Regions from separate parts of the Homo sapiens genome. Here region 1 is linked to region 2. Evidence: chromatin contacts called from ENCODE Hi-C or POLR2A ChIA-PET data. All regions are on one chromosome and are shown on one strand. The core of a region is the stretch at or near the end of the contact, and the rest is flanking DNA. Distances in the headings are between cores, read along the strand shown.

Region 1 (4,825 bases), core at 1,796-4,295, 290 kb before region 2:
AATCTTTGCCAGCCATGGTGGCTCACGCCTGTAATTCCAGCTTTGGGAGGCTGGGGTGGGTGGATCGCTTGAGCTCAGGAGTTTGACACCAGCCTGGTCAACATGGTGAAACCCCTCTTTACTAAAAATACAAAAGTTAACCAGGCTTGGTGGTGTATGCCTGTAATCCCAGCTAATCCGGAGGCTGAGGGGCAGGAATCGCTTGAACCCAGGAGGGCAGAGGTTGCAGCTAGCTGAGATTGTGCCTCTGCACTCCAGCCTGGGCTGAGAGTGAGACCGTCTCAAAAAAAAAAAAAAAAAAATCCTTCTATGAATTCTGTGTTTCCCCCTAAGAACTTCTGTCCTAACTTGATCACTTCTTATTGTGAGCTATTTGTTTATTAGTGTTGAAAATTCTGTGCTAATACTATCAACTGTACCTTCCCTTCCACCACCCCACTCTCTGCTCCAAGTCTTTCATGTCCTCAATACCTGTCGTGCAAACTATGCATTTCTGGGTTAACTGGGTACTATTTTAGTCTTTTAGTTCCATCACTCAGCATTTACAATATAGTAGAAAAATGGAAGAAATGGAAAGGTACGTACTCGAGAAATCAGTGTTATGGCCATCTCCATTTTAGAGATGAGAGGCCTTTGCAGAAGGCCTTTGCGAAGACTTTACAGAATGTGAATTTGTACCCGGGTCTTACAGCCTCCCAAGCCTGTGTGCTTTGCATTACAAAGCGAATCTGTGGTTCCTAGCATTGCTGTCACCTAGAGGCACTTGGGCTAACCTCCTTAGCTTTGGTTTCCTCCTCTGCGATGTAAGGAGGCTTGAACTCAGTACCTCTAGGTGGTCCTTCCAGCTCTAAGCTTGAGAACTTAAGTTTATTTTAGCTGAAGAAGAGAGATAGAAAGCCCCTTGAGGACAGGAACCAGCTTGTATTTCCCACAGCACCTACTGGTACTTTGTTCCTATGGGCTCCTGAATATTTAATTAATGAAACCTCTTGTTACTGTTTGAAAGCTCACTACTTGTATTAACCTTTCCTGAGTATTCTTGGACTCTGATCCAGTTTTTTCTATATCACCTCTTATTGTACGAATTGTATGTCACTTTCACGTTTTGTTTTATTCTTTATGTGCTTCATTTACTTATTTATTGCTTGGCTTTCACTGCTAGAATGTAAGCTCCTATAGGTTTTTGTTTTAGTATTTCTGAGTAGACTACATAGACTACATTCTCTTCTTCTTCTTGTTTTCTTTTCCGAGTACCCCAAAGAAGGATACAACCCTGGATTTGGTCATCTTTTCAGTGTTTGCTATGATCATTTGAAACAGAAGCATACACAAGAATAAAAAGAGAAATTTGCTGAAAAACCAGAGGTTTGTCCTTGTGGAGGCTTATTTGAATTCTCAATCTGTTGGTTGAATTGATTTGTTGGCATGTAAATATATCCTGATGGACTCCTCTGAAAATCTAAATTTGTGCTTCTGACCTTTGTAAAGTCAGGCAGTGCTTTACTAATTGGATGAAGGAGAGCCATGGCTTACTCTTGAGAGAATGTGCAGATGCACACAATCAAAACTTTTCATGTAATTTGCGGGCAGGAGGATCCCATCTTAGTGCATAGTTCACCTCTAACCTCGCTCAGAGAAAAGGTGGAAGAAGCATGAGCAGTCATCTAGAGAAATCCAGAGACCACTTGGTCGGCTCATTTGTATCTTTTTATTTATTATTATTTTTAAAATGAATGCTTTTGTTGCCTTTCTCTTCCAAAGCAAGATTGTTTCTTTTTCTTTCTTTACATACCTAGCACTCACTGAGAATAGTGCTTGGCCATTAGTCATTTTCATTAAACATTTGAGTATTGTCCCTTCCACCTTTAAAGAAGAAAAACTGTGTTGTCAGTCCTTTTTACCCTGTCTAGCTACTCCTTTCACTTTCCTTCTTATCATGGTAAGCTTCTGGAAAACATAGTTTCCTGTCTTTTTTCTTTCTGTTCTTCACTTCTAGTCACTGCCCGGGAGCTCAATCATTGCTTCATCACTACATCTCCCATTGCATGTTCAGTCTTCACTACCATTTGACCCCTGTTGTCATCCTGCTCATTGACACTCTTCTCTTGACCTCTCTCATTGCTCTCTCTGCTTTTCTTCCGCCCATGTGGCCAGTTTTGCCCACTCATCATGCAGTCCGGTTGGTAATGCTCAGGGTTACAGGTTCACCTTCTCCCCCTCTTCTCCTTTCCCTGTTTCTCTCAGATTTGCTCTCTCTGTGTCTTCCCTTCTCCCCTTTGCGGAACTCTTTTACCAGTACCCTTCGCTTCTAACGTCACTTATGTATGAACCCAGGCCTGACCCAAGCCCATATAAAAGGCTGCAATACGTTAAATGCAGCATGACCCAAGCTGAACTCTATACCACCTTTTCATTTTTTCCTCCAAACCTCCCCTTCTTACTGTCTCATTGGATGGTACCTACATTCATGCATTTGACCAACTCAGAGAGTCTATGACTCAGTTCTGTCCCTTCTTCCCCATTCCCTCTATGGCTGCCCCATTTTCTCCCGCAACTGTAATAGCCTCTTAACTGGTCTTCTTGTCCGAGTCTTCTCTTTCTTTCCACCCTGATGTGGTTTTCAAAGATGGTTTGCAAAGATGCAAATCTGAGCATATCTCTTGCTTGCTTACAATCATTAAATGTCTTCCTGTTGCCAAAAATAAAGTTTAAATTCTTTAACAAAACCTGGAAAATTATCGATACTTGTTGCACTCCCCCCACATTGCCCTGCCCATCTTTCCAGCATCGTCTTTCCTCATGCTTGTGTTTCAGCCTTTTAGTTCTCCTTGGCCATGGGGCTTTGGCATACTATGTATCATGACTTACCCTGTATGTAGTCATAAAGTAACAGTTTTTAGCTGTTTCCACCACTAAAAATTAGTTGATTCCTTTTCCTCTTGTTTGTTTCACTGCGTCCCCCTGCTTACCTTTGAGGCTCAGCACAGGCTTCACTTCTTCAAGGTAACTGTCCTGACATTCTTCACTCACATTGTATCTGTTCCTCTGGCTCCCACACATGTCACAGCATGTTGTCATTGGCAACGTGATACGTGACTCCCTTTCGCTGTTAGTCAGCAAGCCCCCCCACCCTTTTTTTTTTTTTTTTTTTAGATTGTGTCTCTTCTCCCCACATCCCAGTGCCTAGCACAGCACAGTGCATGGTGCATGGCAGTTTCTCAGGGAGTTCATGGTCTCTGGGTCTAAGGCATAGGCGAGGAAGGGTTGGTGTTTAGGAGAAAGCTGAGAAAGATGCCAGGCGCAATGGCTCACACCTGTAATCCAAGGATTTTGGGACTCCGAGGCAAGCGAATCAGTTGAGGCCAGGAATTTGAGATGAGCCTGGGCAATATGGCGAAACCCCATCTCTACTAAAAATACAGAAATTAACCTGGTGTGGTGGTGCATGCCCATAATCCCAGCTACTCGGGAGGCTGAGGCATGAGAATCACTTGAACTCAGGAGGTGGAAGCTGCAGTGAGTCAAAATTATGCCACTGCACTCCACTCTGGGTGACAGAGCAAGACTGTATCTCAAAAACAAAAACAAAGCTGAGAAAGGAGAGAGGGGGGAAGAAAGAAGACTTTCAGTGGTGAAGAGTAATGAAGCCTGTCGGCAGGGCCCGTTATGTACAGCCGATCGATGTAGACACAGTGCATTTTGCTCAGAAAATATTTGAAGATTTTCCACTAAATGCTGGTTGCTTTTCTCTCTTGTGGAAACTTATGTTTTTACTTCTCCTCCTCTTCTATTTCAGAGAGTCAGGACTACCTCTTAGGTGTGTGTTCTTTTACCCCATTCCTTTCCCATCACTTAACAGTATTTTGCATCGTTAGCCTATTACTGCTGTCTCACTTTTCTCTTGTACTTGATTCCTTCCTTGTGCCTACAAACATGCTTAAGTTGCCCCTTCCTAAAAAGAAATCTTGTTTTCTAGATCTTCCCCGCTTAAGCAAATGCCCAGTCTTCTATCACAGCTAATTTTGGGGAAGCGGTGAATCTCAGTTTCTGGTATCTTTACTCTTCTTTCATCAGACCTCACCCCTTCACTCAAACCCTTCTTAGTTCCCCCAGGTTTCTCTCTGTGATACTTGTCTTTGACTTTTCTGATGAACTGTCCACCTCTTTATCATCTCTTTTACTGGATGTTGAGGTTTCTCAGGTTCTGGCTTCAGTCTTCTCAATTTAACAATTCTCTGTATGTTGTCTCATTAATAATGCCTTCATCTTCCACTTCTGCACAGAAAACTTCCAAATCTCTATCTCCAAGCAAATCTTTTGATCTGTCAGCCTGCTGGACATCCCTGTCTATCTGGTTGTCATGAGAACACCTCAAACTCAGCATGTTCCACACTGTATTTACCGTTTACCTTCTCATCCCCACTGACTGTGGCTTCTGGATCTTGGGAATGGCCCTTGCACCAAGTTGGCAAGCTGGAAATCCTAAACTTGTCTTTCACTCCCCATTTTCCGTAACCTTTCACATCTACTCAGTCCATTTAAATCAGCAGCATCTCCTATGCCCTTTTGCTTCTTAGTATTCTATCGTATCCTAAGTATAGGTCCTTTCCCTTCCAGACTATTGTAGTAGCACCGTGACTCAACTTTCTGTCTCTATTTTTTCTGCCTGCTTCTCTCACCCTTTGGACTATACTTTATACAGTTTCCAGAGATATTTTTCTAAAAATTGAAATTTGATATCATTTCTTGGTTTAAAAACATTCATTGGCTCTCTAGATCTTACGGATAGGTTCGTGGCCCAAATTCTTAGGCCAGCAGCAAAACT
Region 2 (5,111 bases), core at 1,629-4,128:
TGAATGAAAATGCTAGAAAATACGAAGCAGATGCACCGAGGAAATGTTTCTTTGAAGTATCGGATATAATGGAATCTGAGAGCCTCGTGGCAATCAGCTGAGTCTAAGCAGGCATTAGGTTTTATAGGGGTGAAGTCTGACATGAAATTAACATATAAATGTAGATTTCAAACACCTAGAGCCATCTTACAAGATAGGATTTCAGAAATGTGTCCTAGAATGTGAACTGTACCAAAAAACATCCTAGTAAGTTCTAGGAGCTTTATTCTGATTTGTCCCAGAAGTTTTTAATCTTTTCTTCAACTTTGGAGCAAAGTCTGAACATCCAATTGAATGTGGAATAGGTTTCAAGCCATCAAAAACATAAGTTGATTTTTGGGTTGCATTAAAGATCTGGTAATTTGTTTTAAACTTTCATTTTTTAAGGAAAATTAAATAGAGTTGAATTTTTCATTGACAGTGAAATATATAGTAAGCCATGGATTAATACCTTCATAAAAATTTATCTAAACAAAGTGCTGCCTGTCTTATTTATGTTAAAGTCTGTAAAGTCAGCAGTGAAAAAGGGAAAGTACTTTCCTGGAATGTATTTGTATCTGTCACAAGCTGAATCTTGAGGAAATTGGCAGGCATTTGAAGTGGAATAATTCCTTAGCGTTCTGTTTAGTTTGGATTTCTTCAATTCGGGGGTGGCTTAAAACCAGAATCACCAATATTTGCTTTTAACAAGCATCTAACGTTTTCTCTTGCTTTGTGTACACTAAGTGCTCAACAAATGTTGGTTGAATTGAATCATTTTGTTCATCCTTTCTGGGGACTGTCAGGGTTATTCAGTCTATTCTTAAATATGAAAGAATTCTAAAAGAAAAACATCTCCAAAATGACCTCTCCACCAACAGTTTATCTCATTTCCAACTCCTTGTACACAAACCTGCTAGATCTGGCTTTCTGAAATGCTTCTTGGATCCCTCTTCAGTTTGCAAAATTCTATAGAGTGAGCCAGGCTCCCCAGTCGATCTCCTCACCCACTCCTATTTTCCAGGAACCTTCTGTTCTAACCACACAGGTTTCAGAGCCTGCTGGACATATTCTGCGTCTGTGTTTCCTCCCAGGACTTCTCCCACGTGGAAGGCCTTCTTTCTCAATCTCTTCGCCTGTGGAAGTCCTATTACATCTGTCAGGGCATGGCCTTAGTCTCTCACCCTCTAGGAAGATCCTCCAGCTGTCTCAGTCCTCTGGAGTGCCGTGTGCCTGTCTGCAACGTATTTGCAAACAGAAAAAAGAGTGAGAGATCTTCATACACACTGTTAGTACCCTTTACCAATGTGTGAAAACATTCAGCTGCTGTAAAATCTTTTGAAGAAAATAAGATCCAATTAGCGTTGACTTTTATGTCGGGAAAGCTGAGGGTTTCAAAGGAATGCCTTTCAGTCATTCAACAGCTTTTTTTTTTTTTTTTTTTTTTTTTTTTTTTTTTTTTGAGTGCCTGCTCTGTGCCAGGAACTGGAGGAAAAAAAAACAACAAAAAGTCAAAAAGACCTGCCTTCAGGATGCTGAAGCTCTAGTCTGTGGTGTTTCCAAGGGGCCAGGGACCATGGCTCAGAGCTGAGCAGACAGACCTGGAGCCTGTGGACAGGGAAGGTGAAAGCCTGGCTTGTGGCTCCCGGGGCTACAAGTTAGGGAGCTAGGGGGCCAGCTGGGAGGTCAGTGGTGGAAAACCTCTCACACCACGCCAGGGAGTTGACAGTGCTTTTTTTTCTTTTTTTCTTTTCTTTTTTTTTTTTTTTTTTTTTCATTTTTAGGCTGGTTATGAAGAAGAAACTCAAAATAACAGGAGTGGCTTATGGAACTACATGGAGGTAACAGAGGAGGGTACCAACCAAAGGCCCTTGAGCAATCAGGATGTTGGGTAACAGATTTTTGCTTTTAAATGACTCCTGGGTGGAGCTTCCCCAATGCATCGTCATTCCCTGACCCTTGCATCTGACCCTGTGGGTGGGACCCTCCGCCTCCACCATCCACTCAAGGCTCACCCCTGGCTCCTCCACCACCCGGCTCCTGCCCCACACCCCCGATGGCCTTTCCTCCCCTGTAAGGCGACTGAGGTGACTCAGGTCACCCTGCTCCTTCCTCGTCTCATCTCGTCCCTCCTTTCCTGCTTAGACTGTGCCAGATGACCCTTCTTGCAAAGGGGTGGGCGGGAAGGCCCCCCATGCAGCCAGGCAGTGCCTGGATTTGTAACTGGCCATCCCAGCAGCAGTGCCCTGGATGGAAAGCCACGTCCCTGTCACCCTCTCACATCCAGGGCAGTGCCTGGCAGAGCGGGGTCTGATAAACGCCAGGGAACCTCCGATTAAGTGAGGAGGAAGTGACCGTCCACGCTGTACCCACCATGCCAGGCAGTGGGACAAAAGGACCTGACTCAGGTCCAAGAGTCACTGGGCCCCTCCGGCCTAACTGATGGGTGGCCAGGGTGCGGGGTCCCTGGGGATCAAAAGCAGCTGCTAAGGGACCTCGGGGGACCTGCTTGGGGCCAGCCTGAGGCCTGACCGGGCGGAACTGCGTCGGGTGGGCTTGGGCCTACGTCGGCCCAGGCCCCACTGGAGGCCAGGCCCGTCCGGGAGGCGCTGCCTGGCGGGCCACGTCGCCCCGCGTGTTGGGCAGGGCCGCTAGGCCCAGGGGCGGCGCCGCTGGAGGCCGGGCGCGCGGGCCCTACTCGGCAGGGCCTGCTCGGGGCCGGCTTCGGGCCTGCCCGGCCGGGCCTGCCCGCACCCTTCCGCCCGGCCTGGCCGGCGCCCCCTCGCGCCCCGGGCGGGCCCTGCACGTCTCGCGAGCAGCCCGGAGCGGCGGGGGAGGCGGGGCCCGCGGGCTGCCGGGCAGGGCCGGGGCGGTGCCGAGGCCGGGCCGGAGCGGGGCGAAGGGGGCCGAGCGGCGGGCCGGGCCGGGCCGGGCAGGGCCGGGGCGTGGGCCGGCAGGAAGATGGCGAACGTGGGGCTGCAGTTCCAGGCGAGCGCGGGGGACTCGGACCCACAGAGCCGGCCCCTGCTGCTGCTCGGGCAGCTGCACCACCTGCACCGCGTGCCCTGGAGCCACGTCCGCGGGAAGCTGCAGCCCCGGGTCACCGAGGAGGTGAGCGGGCCGCCGGCCGCCATGCGACCCGCGCCGCGGAAGCCCAGGCCCGGGCGGCCCGCGGAGGCCCCGCCTCGCCCGCCGCACCCCCGCCGCCGCCGGGCCGGGCCCAACGAGGCCGGGCCGCCTCCCTGAAGGGCTCAGCCGCCAGGCCAGTCCTCGCCCGCGGAGGCCCAGCCCCAGGCCCCGTCGCCGGTGCGGCGCGGTGGTCCTCCTGTCAGCCCAGCCCTGCGCCCCGCGAGGCCGCGACACCTGCGGACGGCGGGGGGGGAGACGTGGCCGCTCCCAGGGCCGCGCGTCGGCCCCGCCTGGCGACAGGCCCTGGCTTCCAGAAGTTCCCATGGCAGTGTCCCCAGCTGCCTTTCCTTGGGGACACCTGGCCCCTGCCCCCTCTCTGGTGGAAGCCGCCTAAGCCCTATCCGAGTGTTGGAAGCAAAGCAGCCCCCAGCCTGGCCCTTCCAGGCTTGGTGGCTTCATCCCACCAGGGGGATGCGAGCCAGCCTAGAGACAGTTAGCTCTGCAGAGAGGCGACACATCTCCCTAAGGATGGGAAAACGGTGGCCGGGAGCTGCGCAGTGCCCTTCCAGGACTGCAGGAGTGGTTGTGGCCGTGGCTGCAGGGCAGGGCCTCCTGGCACGTGGCCGCTGTTTGAAGCCTCTGTGTCTTGTCTCTCCCTTCTGATCTAGCTCTGGCAGGCTGCCCTGAGCACGCTCAACCCCAACCCCACGGACAGCTGTCCCCTCTACCTGAACTACGCCACCGTGGCTGCCCTGCCCTGCAGGGTGAGCCGGCACAACAGCCCCTCGGCCGCCCACTTCATCACGCGGCTGGTGCGGACCTGCCTGCCGCCCGGAGCGCATCGCTGCATTGTGGTGAGTGCTTCGAGAGGAGGCAGCCACGGTGCTCCTAGTCGGGCAGCGGTGAGCTCGGGCCTGGGGAGCTCACAGCCCTGCTCAGACTGCAGCGCACGCCCAGAGGGCTGTGGACGTTATCATCCCTGCTCTGTAGACAGGGAAACAGGTCCAGAGAGACGCGGGGATTTGCCCCAGATCAGTTTTGGTGGCAAATCAGAGACTCAAACCTAGATTTCCTGAGGCCCACTTTGTGTCTGTCCCTCTGTCCCTCATTTTCATGGCTGGTCAGGCTGTTGACATCTGGTGGCCAATGTGTTATTTCTCTTGGAGCATGACCAATGGTGGTCCCATGGTTCCGGGGATGACCTGAGGGATGGGGTGGCGGCTGCTGTGGGACATCTCTGTCTAGATGTCACCTGCCAGGGAGCTGATGTTCCGGAGGCGTTCAAAGAGCAGCTCCCTGCACTCCCTGGTGGCGGCCCTTGCACCCCTCACGCCGTCTCCCTATGTGCCACAGATGGTCTGCGAGCAGCCGGAGGTCTTTGCTTCCGCCTGTGCCCTGGCCCGGGCCTTCCCGCTGTTCACCCACCGCTCAGGTGCCTCTCGGCGCTTGGAGAAGAAGACGGTCACCGTGGAGTTTTTCCTGGTGGGACAAGACAACGGGCCGGTGGAGGTGTCCACATTGCAGGTGGGTGTCTGGAAGGGCAGACACTGCCCCTGGGCCCGGGCAAGATCGGGCAGGTGGGAGGGAGGTCGGGAGAGGGAAAAGCTTGTTGCGGGGGCAGGAGGGGGTTCCTGCCCTTCCCAGGAGCTTTGGTTCCTGGGAAGCGGCAGAGGCTTTTCCAAACCCAGGCCCCCTGCCTCTGCCTCAGCGTGGTCTGTGACTTCAGGATTCTGTTGTATACAGGCAGTGTTTGTTGAGCACGTAATCAGTGCCAGGAACGTCCATGCTGTTTTCCAAATAACCCTGCCCGTTTATGTGAGCTCCGTGTGCACGTGTGTGATGTATGCACGTGTGTGTGTATGTGCGTGCACATGTGTGTTGCTGTGCGTGTATGAGTGTATGTGCATGTGTTGTATGTGTGGGGGGTGTGTGTGTGCATGTGTGATGTGTGTGTGTGTGTGGTA

The links. Hi-C counts contacts between places; a loop is a spot of excess contacts on that map. ChIA-PET counts read pairs that join two places held with the same protein, here RNA polymerase II (POLR2A). Pooled maps may share reads with other maps.
Region 1: a pooled map shows a loop between it and region 2 (2.7-fold over the local background). The contact joins the enhancer-like site here to the promoter of NPEPL1 in region 2. A Hi-C loop is called at or near these places in 1 of 37 single-sample maps with no recorded cell type and 4 of 50 pooled maps. POLR2A ChIA-PET finds 5 or more read pairs at or near these places in 3 of 52 experiments (K562, WTC11 and naive thymus-derived CD4-positive, alpha-beta T cell).

Annotation. Positions count from the first base shown.
Region 1 is chr20:58,399,431-58,404,255 of GRCh38, forward strand. The region is part of intron 1 of VAPB (VAMP associated protein B and C); the gene reads left to right. Among named protein-coding and RNA genes, the nearest start is that of VAPB, 13 kb to the left of the region's middle. Within about 2 kb of position 3,046, at least 2 of the 41 ENCODE cell types and tissues checked have a DNase peak (open chromatin) inside an H3K27ac peak, as active enhancers do.
Region 2 is chr20:58,689,922-58,695,032 of GRCh38, forward strand. It overlaps NPEPL1 (aminopeptidase like 1), which reads left to right and starts at 2,879. Exons shown (of 12, transcript NM_024663.4): 1 at 2,879-3,129; 2 at 3,816-4,001; 3 at 4,501-4,671. The coding sequence starts at 2,980. STX16-NPEPL1 (STX16-NPEPL1 readthrough (NMD candidate)) reads left to right here. Exons shown (of 23, transcript NR_037945.1): 9 at 1,113-1,306; 10 at 1,484-1,641; 11 at 1,803-1,859; 12 at 3,816-4,001; 13 at 4,501-4,671. RefSeq lists enhancers at 2,312-3,017, 4,458-5,065 and silencers at 2,515-3,004, 3,015-3,174, 3,205-3,284, 3,305-3,394.